2 separate regions of the Mus musculus genome follow, and region 1 is linked to region 2. Evidence: chromatin loops called from intact Hi-C (ENCODE). Cell type or tissue: gastrocnemius. All regions are shown on one strand. Links, peaks and the distances in the headings refer to the core of each region. The heading gives the core; the rest is flanking DNA.

What was found. A loop is a pair of places that touch in the nucleus more often than their neighbours do. Peaks named below come from ENCODE experiments on the same cell type or tissue, not always from the same donor. Only the 100,000 strongest peaks of a DNase experiment are listed, where the experiment ranks them.
Region 1: it touches region 2 in a loop (4-fold over the local background); 27 of 42 quality-filtered maps call a loop at or near these places.

Annotation. Positions count from the first base shown.
Region 1 is chr19:46,754,937-46,766,062 of GRCm38, forward strand. It overlaps Cnnm2 (cyclin M2), which reads left to right and starts at 6,673. Exons shown (of 8, transcript NM_033569.3): 1 at 6,673-8,457. The coding sequence starts at 6,837. In gastrocnemius, for the core only: a CTCF peak has its summit at 5,959 (motif pointing right); DNase peaks (open chromatin) are centred at 5,673, 6,018, 6,517, 7,443 and 2 more places; H3K4me3 peaks cover 2,706 bases; H3K27ac peaks cover 2,343 bases.
Region 2 is chr19:46,668,085-46,676,716 of GRCm38, forward strand. It overlaps Cyp17a1 (cytochrome P450, family 17, subfamily a, polypeptide 1), which reads right to left and starts at 4,916. Exons shown (of 8, transcript NM_007809.3): 1 at 4,463-4,916; 2 at 2,873-3,008; 3 at 2,454-2,683; 4 at 1,638-1,724; 5 at 1,062-1,277; 6 at 588-757; 7 at 1-33. The coding sequence starts at 4,759. Gm41857 (predicted gene, 41857) reads left to right here and starts at 512. Exons shown (of 2, transcript NR_166896.1): 1 at 512-679; 2 at 7,208-8,632. It also overlaps the pseudogene Gm6967. RefSeq lists a promoter at 4,784-5,833 and a cis regulatory region at 5,057-5,156. In gastrocnemius, for the core only: a CTCF peak has its summit at 2,766 (motif pointing right); a DNase peak (open chromatin) is centred at 2,794.

The sequences.
Region 1 (11,126 bases), core at 3,569-8,568, 90 kb after region 2:
TTTAGTGGTCACCTTCTCATCACTCGGGGGTGTCTCGAAGTAAGTACAACTGACTGGTCAGTCAGTGTCTTACATTTGGAATCTTCGTCCAGGATTGGAGGAGACCCCCCCTTCCCCTGACCACCAACTTGACTGATAGGAGTGGAGAAAGACGTCAGCAACAGGCACCTACTTGGATGCTAGAGGCGGTGGCTTCAAGACTGGTAACTGGGTCTAGGTAAGGGCACATCGGGCACAGTCGCTGGAACCCCAGTGGAAGGGACCCTTCCTGTCGCTGCTAGCCACTCCCATAGCCCTCAAGGTGGACAGTATTGTGGCCTGGGTGCACGCTTCCCAGGAGAAACCTGCAGGTGCCCTGCTCTCTGGGGACCCCTGCTGGACAGGACAGAAGATGGGCAATCGGCTCAAGATCAAGATCACTCAACCTTGATCATGACCGCCTGGTGGTACCTTTAGATTCTGGTTCCTTCCCCCATTCTATGTGCACATCCGCCAAACCTGTTACAACACTCACTGTCTCCCTTCTGTTGGGGTTGGGGGTGGCTGGGGCAGCCACCAGGACCTCCACTTACAAGGTCTTACAAGGGAAAAATTATGACAGTCTGAGGGCAGCCATTGCTTTAGATATAGAGAGGATAGAAACTTCCATCAGTCACCTCTAAGAATCATTGACTTCATTATCAGAAGTAGTACTGCAGAATAGGAGGGAATTAGATTTAACTTTCCCTCCAGCAAGGAGAGCTATGTACTGCCTTAGCTGAGGAGTGTTGCTTTTATATAGACCACTCTGGGGTTGTTAAAGATTCAATGGTCAAGGTGAGAGAAGGGCTAGCCAAGTGGAAGAGAGAATGAGAACAGAGTCAGGGCTGGTTCAAGTCTTGGTTTAACGCCTCCCCTTGGTTAACCACCATCTACCTTGTTAGGACCCCTAATTGTTCTCCTGCAATTGACCTTTGGACCCTGTATATTGAACAAGCTTATAGCCTTCTTTTTTTTTTTAAAAGATTTATTTATTTATTATATGTAAGTACACTGTAGCTGTCTTCAGACACACCAGAAGAGGGAGTCATATCTCGTTACGGATGGTTGTGAGCCACCATGTGGTTGCTGGGATTTGAACTCAGGACCTTCGAAGAGCAGACAGTGCTCTTAACCACTGAGCCATCTCACCAGCCCGCTTATAGCCTTCATAAAAGAGGGTAGGAGCAGTGCAGCTAATGGTCCTGTGCCAACAATACAAGACCCTGAGGACAGGACCTGAAGAATATGAGTTAGTTACCCAAGACCCCTGAGCTTAGCTCCAAGACTGGAGCTTGAACAAGAGAAAGGGGGGAATGAAGGACCCTAGGGGCTTTCTCCAGCCTTACACCCACCTGCCTCAGGTCAGGGCTAGTCCAGGTTCCATTCTCCACCCACAGGAACATTCTTGAGTAAAAAATTCTCAGAATGTGCTGACCGATGGCCACCCGACCTTTTGGAAAGTCCCAGGTAGATGCGTGTCAGGCTTGCTAGCCAATAGATTTAGAGGTCAATATGCTTAGCCAATAAGTTTAAACTGTAACCTTGCTGATGTAACCTGTGCCCCTACAAAGTATAAAAACTGCTTGTGACCGGGCAGTGGTGGCACATGACTTTTTTTTTTTTTTTTTTTTGAGTTGTGTAATTTTTTTTTCCATTTTTTATTAGGTATTTCGCTCATTTACATTTGCAATGGGCACATGACTTTAATCCCAGCACTTGGGAGGCAGAGGCAGGCGGATTTCTGAGTTCGAGACCAGCCTGGTCTACAGAGTGAGTTCCAGGACAGCCAGGGCTATACAGAGAAACTCTATCTCAAAAAAACCAAAAAACCAAAAAAACCAAAAAACTGCTTGTAATAGCCATTCGGGGTCATTGTCTCATCACTTGTTTGGAGGGACTGAGTGAGGGTGGACCCCGACACGCCCGAAAATAAACCTTTTGCTCTTGCATCTAAAAAAAAAAAATTGTTACTTAGTAACCTTATCAAGTCAGGACACTAATTAATATGACCTGGACAGCCCCCCAATAATCAAGGCAGAGTCCTATGGTCTTTCACAATCATCTTTAGCACTGTTACTGGGGGATTACCCCAATCTATTTTTCTATACCCGAGACTGTTAATTCCCCAGCTGTGTTTCCCGAGTCCTTGCTGTTAGAGTCTCCCCTGGGTTATTTCTGCTCCATCAGCCTGTCCTCAGGGGGATATTTCACCCTGCCTCATGCTGCTGGCTCGTAACATCTAATGGAGACCTCCTCTTCTCTCTGCCTTTTTTCCTTCTTCTTTCTCCTTCTCCTGTCTCCTTCTTTCTCCTCATTCTCCTCATGGTTCCTACCTGTGACCCCCAGCCCGGTAACTGAAACCCAGCCTACCTCTATTCTCCCCAGTAATTGGCTATGTGTATTAGTCAGGGTTCTCTAGAGTCACAGAACTTATGGATAGTCTCTAGATAGTAAAGAAATTTATTGATGACTTACAGTCGGCAGCCCAATTCCCAACAATGGTTCAGTCGCAGCTGTGAATGGAAGTCCAAGGATCTAGCAGTTACTCAGTCTCACACGGCAAGCAGGCGAAGGAGCAAGAGCAAGAGCTAGACTCCCTTCTTCCAATGTCCTTATATTGTCTCCAGCAGAAGGTGTCACCCAGATTAAAGGTGTGTTCCACCACACCCTTAATCCCAGATAAAAAGGTGTAGCCCAGATTAAAGGTGTGTTCCTTAAACTCGGAGATTCAATCTTCTGGAATCCATATCCACGATGGCTCAAGATCTCCAAACCAAGATCCAGATAAGGATCTCCAAGCCTCCAGATAAGAGTCACTGGTGAGCCTTCCAATTCCGGATTGTAGTTCATTCCAAATATTGTCAAGTTGACAACCAGGAATAGCCACTACACTATGGCTCTTTTTATTTAACCAATAGCTTTAAACTGTGGGGTAAGGTTTACATAGCATCATTGGCATACGTGAGGATCTGCTCATTGGGGGTTTATCAGGTCTTGGGGGGTCAGTATTTAGCACTGAATACACAGCAGCACCAGACCAACCTCCAACAAGAAACCTTTTCTCCCAGCTGTGAAAAAGCCACATTTCCCCTTTTCTTCTCAGTAGCCATGTCCAGAGAATATCTAGAAAAAGGAGGGGAGTGGGGAAAGACCCAACAAAAGCTCACAAGGCCTCCTGAGAAAACAAGCAAGCCTCAGGCTTTCCTCTAACTGAGTATTTTTATGAACTGCGGTGAAAAAAAATTCTCATTTTGCCTAAAAGGGTTCTAGCACTTAAACACGTGCTTCTGAAAAAATCCCTCCGGGCCATCAGAGTGGATTCAAGGGCAAGTCTGTGTAATTCCAGCGTGTCCCTAGTTTCTGGTTTTCCTCAGAAGACTGTGTGCTCTAGTGGCATTCAGATGTCACTCTTGGTGGGAGTGGACCCCAGCAGCAGAGCATATGTCCAAGGCCTTGGGGTTCCATCCCCTAACCCCAAATCCCATTTAGAGCATTAACTTCGAATGCTTTCCTACAACCCAGCAAATTTCAGAACAAAAACCTTCTCTATTAACCAGACCTTAGGTTAACAAAATGTATAGAGAAACACTTGTAATTTTTTTGCCATCTTTTAGAAAATCCAGTGCATGCCCCTTGGAGAGACATTTGGGTCTGGCTGCAGAGCTCATTCCTGAACCCGCAGACTGGGAGGTTTCCCTTCTGGACGGAAGAGAATTGAGCTGTCATTCTTCTCTCTTGTTTTCTAGTGAGGGATTCTGGGAGGGGAAGTTTAGTTAAGGAGGGTATTTGCAGGAGGTTTAGCTTAGCTTGAGTGACTCATTCAAGGTCGGGCAAGGAGAAAACGAAGCGAGGGTGAGACACCGCTGGCTACCTCTTAAAAATCTCAGACCCTCTGTGGCCTTTCATGGATTAAAATATGGTCGAAGTTGAGGTTTTGTGGTGTTAGCCCCCTCCCCTCCCCAGCATTTCAGGAGAGGCTTCCTACAAGCCCCATCGCCTTCTATCCCCAGAAGGATAGGTTGCGGAGCCCCAGAAACCACTCACTGCAAACCGCACCAGCAGCTTCTCTCTAACCTTAGAGAGCCTCTGAGACTGAGGGGATAACTCTAATGGAAGGAAAAATGGATTGGCTCAGGTGTCTAGACAGCTTTGTGTGTGTTGAGTATTCACGCAGAGTAGCAGCTCATATCCACCACCGAGGAGAAAGATGGCTCAGCAATGCCCCGTGTGAATCTAAGCCCGGCTCAGTTTGTGGTGTCGCCTGGGAGGTACTCTTCTGTTTTGCTTAAGTCTTGAACCTCTAGCCCGCTTCAGGATTGCTCAGACTGCACTTTCCTGACCGCTGCTTTCTCTGCACAGGAAATGTCTGTAGGGCTGGCAAGTACTTCTTCCTGTCTCTGCACTCCCACTCCAAATGGTGCATTCAATATTCGAGAACCACTAACTGTCTTCCCTCTTAGCCTGGAACACACTTTGTCCTCACATTTTCAGTTAGCTGGCTTAGAAGCCCTGTGTCTGTCCTGAACCTTTGTCAGACATCTAAAGACCTCAACTTATAAACTGTAAATACTACTCTTGTAAGCTCATAAGAGACCTAAGAATCCCATTTTCTTCATCTAAAGTGATTTTTCCAATATAGCAGTATGAGAATAGGAAGTAGGGGAAAAATCCCCCAGACACCAGAGGGCTAGGACTAGAGTTGACCATTTACTTAAAATAATCAAAGTAAAAGCTTCTTTATTTCTTTAACACTTTTTATATCATGTTTTGAATATCTATAGGTGTGTTCTAGGGTGAACTGATATAACAGTGTACAAAAATTCTAGAGAGGACAGATTATCAACCAAATGAGTAATTTACACATGGTATTAGTAAATGATCTTTGCTTTGAAGAAAAATAAGGGAGAGATGGAGTCTGGTGGCTTTGAGCAAAGCCTTTAAACAGGGCTATGTTGGCATCTGAAAGAAGTTGAGTCCCATCCACAGGACATGGCACATGCGAAGACGCCAGGAAGATCCCCTGGCAGTGACTGAGAAAATGACAGAGCCTGGTTGGGGCAGAGCTTGCAGAACCTTGTAGGCGATGAGAGCACTCTGGCTTTTGTCAGGAGATGAGGAGTTAGGGGAGGGCTCAAATATGGGAGCAATGGGCCCTGGGTTGACAAGTCATTAGTTGGAAGGTCAGGGGAATGGTTGAGGACAAGCATAAAAGAAGACAGAATTGCGGCCGGGCGTGGTGGCGCACGCCTTTAATCCCAGCACTCGGGAGGCAGAGGCAGGCGGATTTCTGAGTTCAAGGTCAGCCTGGTCTACAAAGTGAGCTCCAGGACAGCCAGGGCTATACAGAGAAACCCTGTAAACAACAACAAAACAAAACAAAACAACAAAAAAAAAAAAAAAAAAAAAAGAGAGAATTGCGAGGATACCGCTGAAATGAGCCCAGAAATCACTCGTCCTGGAAATTATAAAAAACACTGTGGGTGTTCACAAAAAAGGAAGAGTATTGTGTTTATGGAATACAAAGTAAGATCAGGAAAAACATTTTAAAACGCGCTTCAGTTGGGAGGCAGAAAGTTCAGTTTGGGAGCTACTGTGCTACCGCATCTAGTCTGATGCAATGGACTTGAGAGTCCTGGTGAGCTGTGCTCCACAATGAATCTTCTCCGGAGCTAACAGCGTTTGACCTGTGCATTTCATAATAAGCTTTCATGGGCCTTCTCAGGTTGCTCTCCCCTTCCTATTTCCCCAAATTGCCTGGGTGCACGTTAAAAAACAAAACAAAACAAAACAAAACAAAACCAAAAATAGGGTCCATCTCATTCTGTGATTATAGCAGGACTACAGGAGAATCCCTGTGATGACAAAGTTTGGGAAGCTGACCACACTTTGAGAGGTTTGTTGAGAGCTAGAAAACAGCAAAGGTCGTCCGTGAGGGCCGGCAGGTGGCGCCACATGATCGTGAGCAGCTGAGGGCTCACAGAGTCACGGAGACCGCAGGTCCTCGGCGTTGCTAGGGCCACCCTGTCACCGCGAATCTCCAGAGGAACCGCATGCAGGGGTAGTGGGCTGGGGGGCTTGACTAGTATCCCGATTTGGTTTTAGGCTATGTGCATCGTAAGCTGTCTCCAGTCCGGCTCTGGTGCTCCCAGGGAAGGAGGGCTCAGCCCATTCTGCGGCGACACGGAGCCCCGTGGAGCCCGCAAGTCCCTGCAGCAAGGACCCGAGGCCTCGCGCCTCAGGGCAGTATTGCAGGGCTGCCAAGCCGCGCGCGAGGATCTACTACAGAGACCCCACAGGGAGCGCCGCACCCGCGGACCGCTCCCTTTCATTGGCCGCCTGGAGGAAGACCACGCCCCCATCCCTACAGCGCTCATCTTTGACTGGCTCTTGCATCCGGGATGGCCACGCCTCCTCCCCGCGCATACACAAGAGTCACGCGCCTTTCAGTTGGAAACTTGGCATGCAGAGGAGGACAGTGGCCCTCATCTCCCCGCCCACCTCCCGTGCCATTGGTGCGGCACGCCGACTGCGACCACGCCCCCATTCCAGCCCCCTGGCTGGGAAGGCGGGCACCCGCTCTTGATTGGCTGGCAGACCTGCCTCTCGCGGGAGAGGCTAGCACGCCCCTCCCTCCGCTCCCTCCTCCCTCGAGCCCGGGGGTTCCTCAGCTGGCTCAGTCCGAATCAGTGTCATTCAGAGAGAAGGACAGCTAAGGGCTGGGCGCGAACGCGCGGTTGCAGTCCTGCTCGGGCGCCGGTGCCTGCGCTCGCGCCGCCGGGTGGGAAGGATGAAGCCTCAGCTGGAGCAGCCACCCTATGATTGGCTGTGGCGCTTGTGAACCCGAAGTAAAGATGGCGGGCGGGCAGGCAGCCGCCGCACTGCCCACTTGGAAGATGGCGGCGCGCCGCAGCCTCAGTGCCCGCGGCCGGGGGGTCCTGCAAGCAGCTGCGGGCCGGCTGCTGCCGCTGCTACTGCTGAGCTGCTGCTGGGGAGCGGGCGGCTGCACAGCGGCCGGCGAGAACGAGGAGACCGTGATCATCGGGCTGCGGCTGGAGGATACGAACGACGTGTCGTTCATGGAAGGGGGTGCTCTGCGGGTGAGCGAGCGGACCCGGGTCAAGCTGCGGGTGTACGGGCAGAACATCAACAACGAGACGTGGTCCCGCATCGCCTTCACTGAGCACGAGCGGCGCCGGCACACACCCAGCGAGCGTGGGCTGGGGGGCCCCGCGCCTCCGGAGCCGGACAGCGGCCCCCAGCGCTGCGGCATCCGCACCTCAGACATCATCATCTTGCCCCACATCATTCTCAATCGCCGCACATCGGGCATCATCGAGATCGAGATTAAACCGCTGCGCAAGATGGAGAAGAGCAAGTCTTATTACCTGTGCACGTCTCTCTCCACGCCCGCACTAGGCGCCGGCGGCTCCGGGTCTGCGAGTGGCACCGTCGGGGGCAAGGGTGGCGCGGGGGTGGCCGGACTCCCGCCTCCTCCGTGGGCCGAGACCACCTGGATTTACCACGACGGTGAGGACACCAAGATGATAGTGGGCGAGGAGAAGAAGTTCTTGCTGCCCTTCTGGCTGCAAGTGATCTTCATCTCGCTGCTGCTGTGCCTGTCGGGCATGTTCAGCGGCCTCAACCTGGGGCTCATGGCTCTGGACCCGATGGAGCTGCGCATCGTGCAAAACTGCGGCACGGAGAAAGAGAAGAATTATGCCAAGCGCATCGAGCCGGTGCGCAGGCAGGGCAACTACCTGCTGTGCTCGCTGCTGCTGGGCAACGTACTGGTCAACACCACGCTCACCATCCTGCTGGACGACATTGCGGGCTCAGGCCTTGTGGCGGTGGTGGTCTCCACCATTGGCATCGTCATCTTCGGAGAAATCGTGCCCCAAGCCATCTGCTCCCGACACGGCCTGGCGGTAGGGGCCAACACCATCTTCCTCACCAAGTTTTTCATGATGATGACATTCCCCGCTTCTTATCCGGTTAGCAAACTGCTGGACTGCGTCCTGGGCCAGGAGATAGGCACGGTCTATAACCGGGAAAAACTGCTGGAGATGCTCCGGGTTACTGACCCCTATAACGACCTCGTTAAGGAAGAGCTGAACATCATCCAAGGGGCGCTGGAGCTCCGCACCAAGACGGTGGAGGACGTGATGACTCCCCTCAGGGACTGCTTCATGATAACCGGCGAGGCTATCCTGGACTTCAACACCATGTCGGAGATCATGGAGAGTGGCTACACTCGAATCCCGGTGTTCGAGGGAGAACGTTCCAACATCGTGGACCTGCTCTTTGTCAAAGACTTGGCCTTCGTGGATCCGGATGACTGTACTCCCTTGAAAACCATCACCAAGTTTTACAATCACCCTTTGCACTTCGTTTTCAACGACACCAAGTTGGACGCTATGCTGGAAGAATTTAAGAAAGGTGGGCAATTTTGCTTTTTTTTTTTTTTTTTTTTTAAATTGGCTTGCTCTTTCTGTCTCCGTCCTCCTCCCTCCTTGAACCCTCTACCCCTGAGACCAACCCCCCAAGGAGAGTTGACCGGATTTTCTCCCTTTCTTAATTGCAAATTTGAAAGGATGGCATGGACTTGGGGACGGATTGAACTCGTGAGCACTTCTAGGTTTAAAAGCCCAAAACTGCCATTACTTTTTCACACCATCAAAAAACAGGCTTTGTAATTCCAGTGTTTGAAATTTGACCCTCTAGGGGCCATCTACTTCATTCATTCATTGTAGGTGAAAGAAAGTACAGACCGGCTCGCTTACATCTGATCACAGACATTTGGAAAATATTTAAGTAGCCTTAAAAAAACTCAGTGCAGTCCTCCTCTTTTTTTTTTTTTGTTTGTTTGTTTTCTTCTTCTTTTTCCTTAAACATCCATGCTGACATCTCAAAGACTGGAAGTACATTTTTGACAGTTTTGATAGATTTTATTCTTGGCTATCGGGCATCCCGCAGGGTAGATTAAGGTCTTTGAGGGTGTTACATCCACATTATTTGGATGTAACTTCTCAGGCTGGAAAAGAGGGGGTTTGTTTTCTTTAAAGCAAACTTAGTTATTAATATATAACTTGGAAAGATTAGCGGTTAAGTTAACTTTTTATGAGGCTATAACCCCCTTTCTTCACTGTTTCTGTTTATCTGACAGCAAGTACAGTTCCCTAAAGCCAAGTGTGGTTTTGGCAGAAAGCTTGAACCTGTGACAGTGGGATGGATACCATTCTTAATTATGATTTATTTCTTTATATTTTTTCCAGTTTAAAAGTGTTCTTTTAACCTTGTTTGGTCTCTTGATACATTAACATGAAGTATGTCTCCGGAGCTCCAGGCTCTAGGGCAGTCGGGGAGAGGCAAAGGCCGGGTGTCCACCATGTGGGCACTCACAGCACATGAGATTTTTGCATTGTGGTGTTGGCTGTCATATTTTGTCAGAAATAGGTGAATAGCAACTTGTACTATTCTAGTGAGACTTAGAAAGTTTCCAGTCAATAGTTAGTGTTGTTTGAAAGGCAAGGGGTGCTGAGTCTTCTCGCTGGTGCTTGGCCTGCACCACCAGCATCGCAATGTGTGTGTAACCTCGCATGACCTGAAAACCAAATTCTCATTCTTCACGTGGAATTTCGATCACTAATGGGGTCGCTAGCCCAACAAGGGCCGGGAGTACCTGGCGACAGCTCACTGGATGGGGTGCCTGCTTGTCCTCACTCCCTTTTCTTGGATGAATGGTTTCCTCTCTGGAACAGGACCACAATGCAGTAATTTTCATATAAAAAAAAATAGAGCAGAATGTGCTTCGGGGCTTAGTGATTTGCATTTAAAAGCAGGAGAGAGAAAAAACCGTCCAGTATCTCTAGCTCCAGAGCTTTGCGGGATGAGTTCAGTGCCAAGCTGCTTGTTAAGAGTGTTGAGTCTTCCCTCATCTGCGACACAGGGCGATGGCTTGAGGATGCCTCTGAGTTCCCAGTGCTGGTACAGTTGATTGTGCGCTTTGCTCTTGATGGTCTTCAGAGTTTTGCATATCGCCTTATAGATTGCTGATACCAGGCTAAGTCAGGCATCATGAGGCGCACCTGCAGCTCCAGCTACTCGGAGGTCAGTGCTAGAGAAAGCACACCTCACACTTCCCTTTAGTTCTTATCCAGGCAGACCTGCGGCATTTGGTTAAGGAGGAGAGCAAGGGGACGGCTAGCTACATCAGTCTACTAACACATTCTGAGACGCAAAGACAAATTAATTGGTGGCAAACTGGAGATTTAAGCCATGTCTTTAAAAAAACCAGAATGGCCATTTGCTAAAGAATAGGAATAATTGTTCTTTTTAATATTCCCTTTGATTTTTTTTTTTGAGAAATGAATTTGGTCAGTTTAACTTTATAGTTAGTTACATTAATTCTGTGTTCTTTTTAATTAAAAATTATTTATTTAATTTTATATGATTTTTGAGTGCGCCTGAGCATATGGCCGTGCACCTAGTACTTGCAGGAGCCCTCAGGGGTCAGGAGAGCTGTCAGATCCCCAGGAATTGGAGTTGCCAGGCCGTTGGGAGCCAACAGCCATGTGGGTGCTGGGAGCCAAACTCAGGTCCTCTGCATGGACGGTGAGTGTTTCACTACTGAGCCATCTCTGTAGCCACCTGGTCTTTTCTTTTAGTAAAATGTTTATGAAACCACATTCAACACTCAGAGAGACAGAGACAGAGACAGAGACAGAGACAGAGTCAGAGAAATTGAATCAATGGCATTTGTATTTTGATAGCAATATATTTTGACAAAAAAAGAAAAATACATTTTGTATTCATTATACCAATGATCTTCACAATATCCTTCACATTCTGGAGTAATATATACATCATTTACATACTATAAGTGATGCTATATTTGGTACGCTAACAGGAAGTTATGATTAAATTTACAGGTTCTTTTTAAAGCAGGTATTAATATTGCCCAGGTATTAGTCTTTTTTAATGTGTGAGTTAAAATTGTTCACCTGATTTCTTTTTCTTCTCATGATTTTCTAATTTAGATATAACTTTTTCTAATGTATTAGGGGCTAAACTCATGGCCTCCATGGTAGGCAAGCCCTTTACCAGTG
Region 2 (8,632 bases), core at 1-5,000:
TGTGTGTCCTTCGGGATGGCAAACTCTCCAATGCTAACCCAGACGAGGAGACGAGAAAGGGAGATGGTCAGCCCCACAGCTCCACTTGGGAGCGGGGAGAACCCTCCCCCATTCTCAATCATTCCTTTCCCTCATCTTCTGGTTTCTGCCAGGATTACATCTAGATCCAGCCTTATCCACTATCTATCAACAACATGGACACGTGTGCTAGTCAGCACGCGGGTGTCTGTCTCAGAAGCTGGTGTGTGTGTGTGTGTGTGTGTGTGTGCATGTACGTGAGAGAGGGGGGTGGGTATGTACTACCACCATCTGATGAAATCGGAATATTGATCACCCTGTCCTTTAGCCCAGACCTGTGTCACCAAGGGTTGCAGAAAGTTTGGAGGGAAGCCAGATGCCTACGCAACTCAGTCAGTGGATCTCAGTGGAGGTGGATGGAGTGACTAGGGCAGGGTGATTGGCAGCAGGAGTCTCTGTTTGACTATAGATTCAACAGCAACTAAGGCCAGCTGGAACATGCCCGAGGCACAGAACGGGCTACCTAGCGGCTGCATCCTAGGCTGAGTATCTCGGGAAGAAAGGCTTACCTGGAGTCAATGTTAGCCTTGTGTGGGATGAGCAAGGGGGCCACCGGCCTGATACGAAGCACTTCTCGGATAGTGGCCTCCAGCATGAGGAGGTGAGTCCGGTCATTGAAAGACGGTGTTCGACTGAAGCCTACATACTGGTCAATCTCCTTTTGGATCTTCCTCTTCACCTGAGGGCCAGAACAAGGCCATATGACCAGCTTGTTCAAGTCTAAGAGAGACATGGGCATAGCAGAGACCAGTGGTCATACCCAGAACAGCCTGAATGATTCTATCCAGTGATGGCTCTGTAGCCTAGGCCTGGTTTCTAGAAGACAGGAAAACTTTAACCCAGAGCCAGAGTCAGCCTCTGCTTGTGTGAGAGGCAGAGTGGGGCTATAGTTATCTGTACAGAAGGCTCCAGGCATTGCCTGCCCCCCATAATGGTTGGCTGGTTGGATTCTATAGGAAGACAAGAGTTGGGGAGACACTCACCTCAGGATTGTGCACCAGGAAAGCCAGGATCCAGTTCAGCACAGAGCTAGTTGTCTCTATGCCTGCCCCAAAGATGTCTCCCACCGTGACAAGGATATGCTTATCTGAGAACACACTTGGGTCCTGGCCTTCCCCAGTGTTATTATTTTCTGCATTCATCTTGGCTTGTATCAGAATGTCTGTCAGGCTGGAGAGAGATTCACTATTGAATTTCTCCTGGGGTGAGAGACAGTGAGAGAAGAGGATGAGGAGGGAGCCTCACTTCCAACATCCCTGCCACACTCCACCCTATACCAGAGACACAGCAAGGTGTGTGAGAGTGGAGAGGGACTGGGCAGGACCTGTGAGGTGGTAGAGGTAGGGAATAGCCCTGTGCCTCCCTCTATGTCCCTCTAAGAACTGTTTCAGTTACTCACTCCCCCCTCCCATTTATTAATAGGTCAGTTTCTAGCAGTTAACCCATTATGTGCCAGCCCCCCTGCTAGGCTCTGGGGAATCTCACAGTGTCCAAAATGCATCACAGCCTTGCTCTCAAGATACCTCCAGCCTCACAGTCGCCTCTTCTTGATCACTTACCTTGCATTTTTCAAACATTTCAACCAGTGTTTTTTCTCGAATTTTAGTGTGTTCCTTTATCATTTCCAAGTTTTTATTGGGAAAAATCTGGAAAGAGAAGGAAATGTCAAATCCATCCACGCAATTAGGAAAATCCTTGGCGAGAGGCAGACTTTAGCTTTCGGTTTAAGAAAGTCTCCACGCCAGTCTGGACCTTTATCAAGAAAGGCAAGAAGATAGCGGAATGTGGTTACCAGAGACAGGAAGGACAACTTTAAACAGTGGAGTACAGGGTAGAGTCCTCATGTTCTCAATTCAATCCATCACCAAGCCCTGACAGTGTTGTGCTCTCCCTTATCATAAGTCAGACTTGAGACTAAGGACTTGGGCATGTTCCTCAAATAGGTTAAGCCTGTGTCTGTCTCTCCTCAGCACTGAGGATAACTGGGTATACCTCCTGGGGGAAGCTTCCAGTGACTAACACTTACCAGGTGCTCACTGCTGACAAATGGCAACTAGAGAATAATAGCCCTGAGTAGGAAGATACAGGACATAAAAAAAAGAGAGACACAGCAAAGTACTATAGTACATGTTTGTAGTCCTAGTACTTGGGACTTGGAGGCAGGAGGATCAAAATTTCAGAGTCATTCTCAGCTGCTTAGGTTGTTCGAGGCCAGTGTGAGCTATATGAGAGTCGGCCTGGAGGATAAAAATGCCGACCAAGTGTCTGGGGTTGTATGAGGCAGAGCAGATGACTGTGGGAAGAGTTGGAAGAGAAAGATGGTCATGGAAACTGAAAGTACTGGGGACACTGTCGCAGTGGGATCTCCTTCTCACCTTCAACCACGGGAATATGTCCACCAGATCGCTGTGGCCCAGGACATCCACAATACCCTCTGTAAAGGTCTGTATGGTAGTCAGTATCGGATCCTTGTTCTCAAAAGAGATGTTGAAGCAGATGGTACAGATGATATTGATTACTGACTTGAAGATGAGCGTAGACAGATCTCGGGACTCCCCGTCGTATGTAAGTATCAAGTCACACAGTGAGTTGGCTTCCTGACATACTGACAAGAGGGAGGAAAGTGAAGAGGAGGGATCAGTCAACGCTGTCGCCTCTGGCCAAGGTCTTATCCAGGGATAGGCATAGAGAGCTGATGGCCACTTGATGGCAGCAGCCGCTAAGAAATGGCTGCACCCAGCCGCCCAGCATCCTTCCCCAGCCCCCTAGCCCTAAGGGTTAGCCTTTCACTCACTCATCTTCTCCAGTTTCTGGTCATCCCTGAACAGGGAAAAGGTGCTGAATACCAGCTTCCGGTGCAGCTGCCAGGAGCTACTACTATCCGCAAAGGCGACGCCTTTTCCTTGGTCCGACAAGAGGCCTAGAGTCACCTTTGGAGAGCAGGCAAGGCTGTAGGCATTATCAGGCAAACTCCCGGAACTCTCAGGCTTCTCCATCTATCTATCTGCAGTCCTGATGAGTGCTGTGAGATCCCTATGCCTCTCTTACTTAGTAGGACGCCCCAAAGTCCTCACTAAAGTTCCATGAAAGGCAGTAGAGCGAGGAGACAGAAAGAACCCTGGATTTGAATGCAAGAGCCCTGGGGTTCAGGTCATTAGTAGGGTGCCCTCTGGGACTCTCTAGTTCAATTTTTGACCTGGAGAGTCAGCTATGGGTGGGATGAGCTAGGTGAGTCTGTCCTAGGGACGAGGAGACTGAGAGACTTCCAAGACAGCTCTATTTTTGTCCCCAACCACCAGGCTGCTAAAGCCATACTTGCTGGCCTGTGCACCCAGCCTCAGATCCTCATTTGGAGACAGCAGATGTTTGATCCTCCCAGGTTGGACTTAAGCTTGAGCTATCATCTCTAAAAGATGCCATCTACAAAACACAAGGGTCTAAGTCTTCATTCTCCATCCCCGACTCTCCCCAAAACCCACCAGGCTAGTCTCTTATTCACAGGGTGGTGGTGATGGTTTTATTCCCTTCCTTCCTTCCTTCCTTCCTTCCTTCCTTCCTTCCTTCCTTCTCCCCGTATAGCATTGGCAAGACCAGGCTGCCCTCAAACCCAGAGATTTACCTGCCTCTGCCTCTGCCTCCCAAGTGCTAGCCTTAAAGGCGTGTGCTGCCGTCACCTGGCCCAGTTTATTCCTTTGCTTCTGAGAGGAACCCAAACCTGAGAGAGCCTGGCAGTTGGGCAGCCACGCTGGCTGACCAGCGCATGGAAAAGGAATTTGTTTTGGCCTGTTAAAAGCTGAGGCTGGTCGTCCTCTATCGGGGTACCCAGGGGAACACTTGCAACAGGGTCATGGGAGCACAGGTGGTGTTTGTAGGATGGCTACTCAACAGTCAGCACAAATGAGAACAGATGCCCCAAGATACTACTGTATGTCCCTGTCCCTTGTCCCCTCTCCCCCTGTAATATTCCCCCAGCTATCTGTGAGCCAAAGCCATATAAGAGAAACTGCAGTCCTAGCCCTCCATGATGCCAGCCGCTTCTCCAAGCATCTTCTGGTGGAGGATGCAATCACTGCCCTATTTCCCAACAATGTCACACTTATAGAGAACTTTAGCTCTGGGTCTGGGCTAAAGGCTTTGCCTGGATATTCTAGAATGATTATCGTATCATAGAGGGGAAGGTGAGTGGCATACAGGCTTCTCAGCTCTGCAGGTCCCTGCACCATCTTGCTAGACAAGCCATTCAAGGGTTTTCCCGTTAATTCCTCCTTCCCAGTTTAGAGGTTCGGTAGGGTCTTGAGGGAGCAGTCCCACAAGTCTGATTTTGAAAGAAATAAGAACTGTACAACCCCAGGGACCGAGGAAGAGGAGGGTTGGCACTGCTTACCATCTGGGGCCGACCAGAGAATTCTTTCCCCTTCTTCACGAGCACTTCTCTGGCCAGCTGATAGTGACCGACAATCACTGCAGTTGTGGTACCCAGGCGAAGAGAATAGATGGGACCATACTTTTCCTGCAGCTTGAAGAAGTTGGCATGCATATGACCACGTCTGGGGAGAAACGGTAGACTACCCACCAGGGGCAGGAATGGAAGGCTCCTGGGGAACTTGGCATTAGGTGTCTTTGACTTGGGCCAAAAGAAATAGGCCAGGATGAGCAGCAAGAGACCCACAAGTTCCCACATGGCAGCCAGGTGTAGGCAGATGGCCAGCTGTGGAGTGGAGAAGCTACAGCAATTTCAGCAGAGAAGGAGAACTTTTAAAAGGCGTTTCTGATTGTCACCTTGAAGACGTGTTATCTCTTGGCCTGCAGAAGTTTATCCTGGAGTGTCTCCAAGCCTGAGTCCTCACCCAGAAAAGGGAGAGGAGAGGGAATTTGGCCTCCACAAGGGCTGGCTCAGATTAAGGACGAACTCCTGGAGGAGGAGCTGGCTAAAGAGCAGAGAGTTGGTCATCTCCCTGGGGCTTCTGCGCTATGGATCCTCCCAGAGGCAAATGCTATCAGATTAAGATCAAGGTTTCAGAGTGCGTGCTGTAATGTCAAAAGTGCTGCACAGTTAATAATTAATGTCATCAGGTTGCAGCTAGCCAAAGCTGTCAAAGAGACTTCAGTCTTATTATCTGATAGTTGAGGAGAGAGAGGTCTTTTAGGGTTAGTTTGCATAAGGTCACACAAGGCAGTGATGATAAGAATCCAGAAGTCATAGGCTTTCAGGTACACAGAACATCAGCTCAAGGGCCATTGCAGGTCTCTGTTCAAATAGCTTGGTTACTTTCTAGGTACATTCTCTTGAATGGGCTATTTAATATTTTCTGGAAATAAATGATTTTGTCATGTTACTATGTATAAAACGTAAAATGCATCATTTAAAATACTTTAACTAAGAGCTGGAGAGATGGCTCAGCAGTCAAGATGCCTCGTTGCTCTTCCAGAAGACCCAGGTTAGATTCCCAGCACTGACATGGTAGCTCACAACTTTCTGTACCTCTGGTTCCAGGAAAGCACCTTCTGGCCCCTGAAAGCACCCCCAACACACACGGTCTGCATACATACATGCAGGTAAAACACTCATGCCTATAAAATAATAAAACACTAGTTAAAAATCATATAAAATATCTAACTAGTATCTTAAACACAAAAATTACAGAGTAACATTTTAATTGTCATTTTAAAAATTTATTACATTTGAGCCATCTCTCTGCCTCTTTAATCATTTTTAAAGGTACATTTTAGGGACGGCAATGCCAATACTCAGCTGTAATCCCAGCAGACACAGGAGGGTTGGGCCAGCCTCAGTTTCATAGGAAGTCTGAAGTCACCCTGGGCTATAAAACACTATGGCCCACTCAAGATCAACAGCAAAAGTTTACATTTTAGGCGTATATATATATATATATATATATATATATATATATATATATGTATTGTGCAGCGAATTTTATTGATGGTATTCAAGAGGGTAGGGAGGGCTCCCTAGGCCCCTCCTGTTATTATGGGGGTCTGGGATGGAAATTGTGAGGGAGATGCTCAGAGTTGGGCTAGGGACTCCTCAGCAACCGAGGGCCTCTCTCTTGCTCTCAGTGTCCTTGCTGGGGTGGGTGGTCCAGGGTTTCTTACTCCTTGAAGGCCATGTAGGCCATGAGGTCCACCACCCTGTTGCTGTAGCCATATTCATTTTCTTACCAGGAAATGACCTTTACAAAGTTGTCATTGAGAGCAATGCCAGCCCCAACACCAAAGGTGGAAGAGTGGGAGTTGCTATTGAAGTGGCAGGAGACAACCTGGTCCTCAGTGTAGCCCAGGATGCCCTTCAGTGGGCCCTCAGATGCCTCCTTCAGCATCTTCTTGATGTCATCATACTTGGCAGGTTTCTCCAGGCGGCATGTCAGATCCACAATGGATACATTGGGGGTAGGAACACGGAAGGCCATGCCAGAGAGCTTCCCATTCAGCTCTGGGATGACCTTACCCACAGCCTTGGCAGCACCAGTGGATGCAGGGATAATATTCTGAGCAGCCCCATTGCCATCATGCCACAGCTTTCCAGAGGGGCCATCCACAGTTTTCTGAGTGGCATGGTGGCATGGACCGTGGTCATGAGCCCTTCCACAATGTCAAAGTTGTCATGGATGAATTTGACCAGGGGGGCTAAGCAGTTGGTGGTGCAGGATGCATTGCTGACAATCTTGAGTTAGTTGTCATATTTCTCATGGTTCACACCCATCACAAACATGGGGGTATCTGCAGAAGGGGCAGAAATGATGACCTTTGGGCCCCACCCTTCAAATGGGCCCCAGCCTTCTCCATGGTGGTGAAGATGCCAATAGACTCCTCGACATACTCAGCACCAGCATCACCCCCATTTGCTGTTAGCAGGGTCTTGCTCCTGGAAGATGGTGATGGGCTTCCCGTTGATGACAAACTTCCCATTCTCGGCCTTGACTGTGCCGTTGAATTTGCCATGGGTGGAGTCGTTCTGGAACATGTAGACCATGTAGTTGAGGTCAATGAAGGGGTCATTGATGGCAACAACCTCCACTTTGCAAAGTGGAGAGCAGATGGCAGTCCTGGTAACCAGGTGCCTAATACAGCCAAATCCGTTCACACCGACTTTCACTATTTTTGTCTACAGGATGAGACTGGCACTGCACAAGAAGATGCGGCTGTCTCTGGAGCAGGGAGGAGCAGAGCTAGGACACAACGTTACCCATAAGCATGAACCACTTCCAACGCTTTCCCCACTCCAGGCAGACACTGGAGCCATTAAGCAATAACTCCCCAACCTTCCCCTCCAGATCTGGATGCTTCTAAACTACTTTCTGTCTATGATGAACCTGCTACTTGTCCTCATTTTAGTTCAGTTGCTACTGCTGTCAGAAAGGCCGTGACCAAAGGCAACTTGAAGAGGAACGGAGTTATTTGGTGCACACATTTCAGGTCACGGTCACGGTCACGGTCACGGTCAGAGAAGCCAAGGCAGCAACCTGGAGGCAGCGACTGAAGCAGAGATCATGGAGCAGGGATGCTTGCCGGCTTGCTCCTTTTGCCTTCCTACATAACCCATACCACTTATCCATGGGTGGTACACCTGAGTGAGCTGTGCCCTCCCACGAAATGATTAATCAAGAAAATGTTGCTACACACTTGCCTCCTGGCCAATCTGATGAGGCAATTTCTTAGCTGGGGTTCCTTGTTTTCCAGATATGTCCATGTTTGTGTCAAGTTGGCAAGAACCAACAAGCACAATTGACCTCTTGACAACTTGACACACAAACAAACACATCACTATGTAAACATATTTTTTCCTTTCTTGCTCATCCCCAAGATCTCATCACAATATCACCAATTAATATAAAGCTGATATAACTTTAAAAGTTCCACAGTCTTTGAAAAATTGACATTAAAATTCCACAGTGTCAGCTCAGGCTTGGTGGCACACATCTTTAATCCCAGCACTCAGGAGGTGGAGACCAGTGGATTGCTATGAGTTTCAAGCCAGCTTGGTTTGCACAGTGAGAGTTCTGGGGCAACCAAGGTTACACAATGAGACTGTCTCAAAGGAGAAAAAAGAAAAAAAAAACCGAACTTTCTTTAAATGTTTCTTTAAAAGACAAATTCTCATAAGTGTGAAATCTGTAAAATCAGACATAAGTTATATACTTTCTTCTTACTCCAAGAGAGAAGAAACAGGGCAGTCATAATGAAATCAAATCAAACTCCAAGTCCAGAAGCGTAAATACGTCTGACACCTGGCACTCACCATATTTTGGGCTCCAGGGAGTTCCATTTCTCCAGCTCTGCCATTTACAGCACACACATCTCCTGTCTTACACTCAGGCCAGCTCCATTCAACAGCTGCTGTTGTGCTTGGTGGTCATGCCACGGTACTGGTATCTCCACTATGCTGGGGTCTCCACTGGAGCCGAGGCAGCACCATCGCCAGCAGCCTCTTCCAGCCCTTCTTTAGGGCTGCTGCATAGTGCCAAACCTTAGCTGTTCTCCCCAACTCCTCCATGGCTTCAAAACCAGTACCAGCTAGGGATCTTTTGCATATTAT